2 separate regions of the Homo sapiens genome follow, and region 2 is linked to region 1. A link is an interaction called in ENCODE POLR2A ChIA-PET data of the cell type or tissue named here. Cell type or tissue: Panc1. All regions are shown on one strand. Each heading gives the region's core, and the rest is flanking DNA. Links, peaks and the distances in the headings are about the cores only. Region 1 holds the start of NFIA (nuclear factor I A). Region 2 overlaps NFIA (nuclear factor I A).

What was found. ChIA-PET counts read pairs that join two places held together with the same protein. Peaks named below come from ENCODE experiments on the same cell type or tissue, not always from the same donor. Only the 100,000 strongest peaks of a DNase experiment are listed, where the experiment ranks them.
Region 2: POLR2A ChIA-PET joins it to region 1 with 11 read pairs; 3 of 35 experiments call an interaction of 5 or more read pairs at or near these places.

Annotation. Positions count from the first base shown.
Region 1 is chr1:61,080,953-61,083,860 of GRCh38, forward strand. NFIA (nuclear factor I A) reads left to right here and starts at 1,609. Exons shown (of 11, transcript NM_001134673.4): 1 at 1,609-1,866. The coding sequence starts at 1,840. RefSeq lists a silencer at 885-1,179. In Panc1, for the core only: no CTCF peak of the experiment used is centred there; DNase peaks (open chromatin) are centred at 159, 433, 861 and 1,619; H3K4me3 peaks cover 2,446 bases; H3K27ac peaks cover 1,258 bases.
Region 2 is chr1:61,377,314-61,380,221 of GRCh38, forward strand. The region is part of intron 6 of NFIA (nuclear factor I A); the gene reads left to right. Among named protein-coding and RNA genes, the nearest start is that of NFIA-AS1, 130 kb to the left of the region's middle. In Panc1, for the core only: no CTCF peak of the experiment used is centred there; no DNase peak of the experiment used is centred there.

The sequences.
Region 1 (2,908 bases), core at 147-2,646:
TTAACACATCACTCACCCTCACTTGTTAACACATCACTTACCCTCACTTTCCTACAGGAATGTCCCCTCTTTAGAGACTCTCTGGTTATGTCACCTCCACCGAAGGGCAGATTCCCCTGTGTGCCAGTGTCTTTCAACATGATACCTACCTCTTTCCTTTTGGAATTTTGAGAAGGGTTGTCAAATGCAGCATTTTGCAAACCATCATGAGGAAGAGAAGTAAAATAAGGGATGGGGGCTTAGAAGAGGCAGGTAGGCTTTCCCCCCTCCGAGAGAGGAGAGCCTAGAGAGAAAATATGAGGTTAAAAAAAAAAAACTGGAAAAGCAGGCTTACTGGCAACTTGCCAAACCCTAAAAACCACCCCCCTCTTTTCTGCCAAAACAATACTTTAGCAAACCTAAAATAATTGCAGGAAGCTCTTTTCCATTTTAAGAACTATTACCTGGGGGAGGGAAAAAAGGGATTCTTAAAAGGCACCCTTCCAGAGGTGTCCCAGAAACTGGGACGGTAATGATAGCCTATGTCCAGTTCTGGGCACGCGTTTGTGGATCAGAATATCTCCCTTCCCTAAGGGGACATCCCTTTCACATATTTTTTTCCTCCTAAAAAGTAAAAGATGTCACAGCTAAACCACTGTTGTTTCTGAACGTGATAGAACTTTTTCTATGGCGTCTGTGTTCAAACCCACTAGTTTCACAGTCCTGGGAGGGATAACGCTCATTAATCTCCGCCTTCTTTTCTCCAGACCCCCGCCCCCCAAATCCGGTGAATCTTCTGTGGGCACTGATTCCTCACCACCCCCGCTTCTGAATGCCACAGGACCGAAGCTGCACAAAGTTTGCAGGATTGTGTGCATAATTACCTCTGCCGACGAATCTATTCCCACAGAAAGCTTCGCTGGAGAGATTACAATGCTTTGAGCCTTACCGCATTTCAGTGGGGGAAAAAAAGTTACCTAGGAGGTCTGATTTTTCAAAGAAATTTGCATACATGCAAATGTGCCGCCCGGCCTCCTCCTCGGTTCTCTACGTGCCCACGCGGTGGCCCGGGGGGTGCGGGGCAACCTGGCAAAGTTGCCCAAGTCCTCCACCGAGGTCCGCGGAGGTCTGCAGCGGGGGTGGGGGGATGGGGACGAGGAAAAGTAGTTTTGTTTGCTTAAGCACATCCTGTGGCAGCCTATAGCTGCCCGGGAGTACAGACTGTAACTGCTCCTCACTGCGTTACCCAGTAATGCGCTGATCGGGGGAGGGGGCGGGGGGGCCGGGGAGCGAGCGGGAGAGCGAGCAAGCGAGCGAGCAAGGAGCGAGCCACGGAGAGAGCCGGGGAGCGAGCGAGCCAGCCTGCGAGCGCGAGCGGCCGCGGAGGCTCGGGACCCGGCTGGCCGCGCGGCGCCGCAGCCGCCCCCTCCCCCACACCCCCTCCCCCCCGCGGCGGCGGCGCGAGCGGGCGGCGGCTGTGCGGTGCGGTGCAGAGCGGAGGCGGAGGCGGGCGCGCGGGCAGCTCGCGGGCACCCGGCCGGGCCGGCGCGGGAGCGGGAAAGGGTGCGCTATGCCTTTAACACCCGCGTACAGTAGGCATGTATAGTGGAGTGTAGGGAAACTCTAGGCGGGGTTAAAGTTCAGCTCATGGAGCGGCAATAGCGCTGGCTGGCTGGCTGCAGTTGAGCCGACTTGGAAATGTGAACGCAAGAAGCAGGCTTGATTTTTTTTTCTCCCCCCTTCTCTCTCTCTCTCTCTCTCTCTCTTCCTCTCTCCCTCTTTCTCCTCTCTCACCCACACTCACGCACACCTCCAAACCGCACACCCAGACGCACACGCATACCCCAGCGCCCGGCAGTTATGTATTCTCCGCTCTGTCTCACCCAGGTAAGCCGCGGCGTGGATGCGGAGGGCTTGGGGGCCGGGGCGCCGGGGGCAGGGCTGGGGCTGGGTGGGGGGCACCGGGGCCGTCGCTCCGGCCGGGCCCAGGGCGTGCGTCTCGGTGTGTGTCTGTGTCTGCGCGTGTTTCTGTGTGTGTGCGCGCGTGTGCCCGCGGGTGGGGGGGGGGATCCCGCTTAAAGAAAGTAACTTTGTTTCCATGCGGGTGCATTCCTCTTGCACGGCCATTTGTGTGGGCACATGGCTAATGGCGCCCTCTTATTAATGCGTTAATTAATATCGGGGCGACGGACTGCGGAACAGCAGTGTTTTCGGACACCCCGCACGTGTTTCGGCGGGGTTGCAGTCCATGACACGCAGAAATCTGGCTCAGCGTTTCTGCTGCCGGGAGCAGGGATTCCGTAGTGCCGCAGCGCCCGGGGAGGGGGCCGCCGACGGAGCCCACCGCTCACCCCGCACGCTCGGGCCGGCTGCAGTCCTCGGGTGCGGGGAGACCTCGGGTGCCTGCGCCCAACGGCCCGCTCCCCGCAGCCTGCGCTGCCGCAGCCCCCCGCCGTCTTCCCGAACTCTTACTTTTGTTTATTGTTTGTCAGCCTTCGGGGTCCGGCCGCGGAAAGGACGCGGGCTCCCGTCCCGGCCCCGGCCCGGACAGCGCCCCTCGGACGCGGGCAGGCTGCGGCTAGCCCTCGGCTGAGCGGGGCTACGTGGACGCGCGTTCCCCCGCGCCGGCCGGGTGGAGCCTGCGTCCTCGCCGCGCGCCGGTGGCCCGTTGGCTCTCCCGGAGTGAAAGTTTCGGGGCCGAGACGAGCCCACGTTGTGCAGGGCGCCGAACGCCGGAGGCCGCGGGCCGCGGGCCGGGTAGCGCCGGGCAGAGTTGGGCTCCTAGCCGGGAGCCGGAGCGGCGGCCCGGGCCGGACACGGCTCCCCCCGCCGCCGCCGCCGCCACCACCACCACCGCCACCGCGCGACTCCGGCCGCTCCGCGCGCAGGACGGGGGCAACTTTTCCCCTCCGACTCAACTCAGAGCATG
Region 2 (2,908 bases), core at 293-2,792, 300 kb after region 1:
ATTATTTTCAGCCTGGTTTTTGGACGTGATCGACATGCAGAGATTTAATCTCTGTAGCTGCCTCCTGCCTCTCTTGAGGCCACTTGATGGATGAAGGCTTCCAGTTGCCTTTAAGCCTTTAAGTTTGGTGTAATCGTTGTTCTGGTAATAACAGTTATAAAAATAGGTTGTTGGGAATTAGATGATGACAATGAACAGGACACTATCCAAGTCATGAACAATTAAACTTGTAACATTTTGGGGTCCTCTCTAACCTGCTTATTGTATTGGATTTAAAAACTAAAGTGCTGAGGTTGCTTGCTTTCAGAGTTTCTCTCCGTTTGTGACTATAAATGAACATTATTGAAACTAAACTTTCTATTCTTGACTTTGTCACTTTGAAGAAAAGAACATACACCAGTTATATCTTCTCTGACAACTTGAATTACATCTCCCAAACTCCTGCGACAGACAAGATAAGGTCCTGCTGTCCCGAGCAGCACTTACCAGGGATACTTTTAACAGGAGAATGAATTTTTGGATAGGTGCTCTAACAAAGTAAGCACTAACACTGAGAAGTTACAGTTCCTTTTGAAAAATCCAGCATGTTGTTCGGTTGTCACTGGAATAATTATAGTTTATGGTGATCCTTCCCTTCTCTTCCATTCCCATTAATGTTGTAGCTCCTTTGACTCCTAAAAATCTCCCCTTTAAGAAGATACCTAAGGAAGAAAAAACAGCTTTGTACTTCCTAATGATTCCTGCAGTGTTTCCTTTACTATTGTCACTATGGAGTTCTTGGTCAAAGTGTCTGAAAAATATCATAACTTGGGAGTAGGGGAGAGGTGAAATTAATTATGATTGGTTTTCTTCTTTTTATTTTATGTGATATCAAATTGCAGTGAAAAATTCCCTAAAACAAATTTTAACTTCTTAGGGGAGACCCCAAGAATTTGAGTTTTTTTCCCACGTCACTCAATCTAATTTTGTTATTGATGTTTCTCGAAAGAATCAGGAGAAGTAGAAATTTTCAAAAGTATTTATGTCCCTCGAAAATTACCACTTTTTAGTTCCCTTTCTAAGAATACGTCTTACCGTTTTCTCTAGGTGACTAGGCTAGTGAAAGACTATACAACCTAGGGTGGATTAGGTAAAAATAAGGGAAACTTTCAGAATTATAGAGAGTAATTATTGTACAGTAAACATCTTTAATACACACATGTCTAGCATTGCAGTCGTCTTATATTTGAATATCATGTTTGTTTTCTGTACTGCAGAACAAATTTTCACAGAGTTAGCAACTTGAAGCAACACACAGTTATTAATATTATCTCACAGTTTCCATGGGTCTGGAGCCTGGCCACGGCTGAACTAGATCTTCTGCTTAGGTCATACAAGGCTGCAATGAGAATTTTGTTCAGACTCCATTTCTTTCTGGAGCTCAAGGGCCTGTTGCTGACTCTCGTGATTGTTGGCAGAATTCAGTTGCTTGTGGATGTGGGACTAAGGTCCCTGCTTTCTGAAAGCTGTCAGCAAGGGGCCCCACTCAGCTCCCAGAGGCCCCTGCAGTTCCTTACCATGTGGCTGTCACAGGCCCTTTCACAATATGGCAGCTGACTTCTTCAAAGCCTGAAGAAGAATCTCTCTGACTTCTAATTCCTTTTATACAAGGCTCCCCTGATTAGGTCAGGCCCTCCAGGGATAATATATTTTTCCTTAACTCAAACTCACCTGATTGGGGACCTTAATTATATCTGTAGAAGTCTTTTGCAATATAACATAACCTAATCAATATAATCACCTTTGCGGTATAATATAACCTATTCACAAGAATGACATTTATCATATTCACAAGTATCTCACACATGCAAGAGGAGAGGATTATATAAGGCATCATTATACAAGGCTGGAAACTAGGAAGCCATCTTAGAATTCTGAGTACCACAATTTTTTTTTCAAGATAAGGTCTCTCTCTGTTGCCCAGGCTGGAGTGCAGTGGTATGATGATAGCTTATAAACTCCTGGGTTCATGTGATCCTCCTGCCTCAGCCTTCTGAGTAGCTGGGACTGTAGGCATATACCACCACACTCAGCTAACTTTTTCTTTTTCTTTTTTTTTTTTTTTTTTTTTTTTGAGATGGAATCTTGCTCTGTCAGTAGGCTGGAGTGCAGTAGCATGATCTGGGCTGACTGCAACCTCCGCCTCCCAGGTTCAAGCAATCCTCCTGCCTCCACGTCCTGAGTAGCTGGGACTACAGGCACATGTCACCATGCCCAGCTAAGTTTTGTATTTTTAGTAGAGATGCGGTTTCACCATGTTGGCCAGGATGGTCTCGATCTCTTGACCTTGTGATCTGCCCACCTCAGCCTCCCAAAGTGCTGGGATTACAGGCATGAGCCACCGTGCCTGGCCTCAGCTAACTTTTAAAAATTAATTTTTTGTAGAGATAAGGTCTCACTATATTGTCCAGGCTGCTCTCGAACTCCTGGCCTGAAGCAATCCTCCTGTCTCAGCCTCCCACAGTGCTGAGATTATAGACATGAGCCACCAGCCCAGCCTGACTACCACAAATACCAATGATGAATTTGAAGGAATCTTTGTGAATAGTGCATTTGACCTGTATTTTCAAGGTTTTCTTGTTGAACTTTGCACTTATAAGTGCCTCCAGAGATGAAAGCCACTACATGACTAGAATCCCATATATGTTTGCCCTTGTCTACTGAACACAATTTGGAATGACTCATATAGCTTAGAAAAAAATGGCAGACTAGAGGGAAATTGAAAATTCAAAAATTCTGGATGTTTAGAAAACCAGTGACAAGCCACAGGCCTTCTTGACATGTTTCTCCAATTCTATTTACTCTCATTGGGTTTTTTTATACCAATCAAAAGGATGAAATGCCCCATTGAAACAAAACATTATGCTAG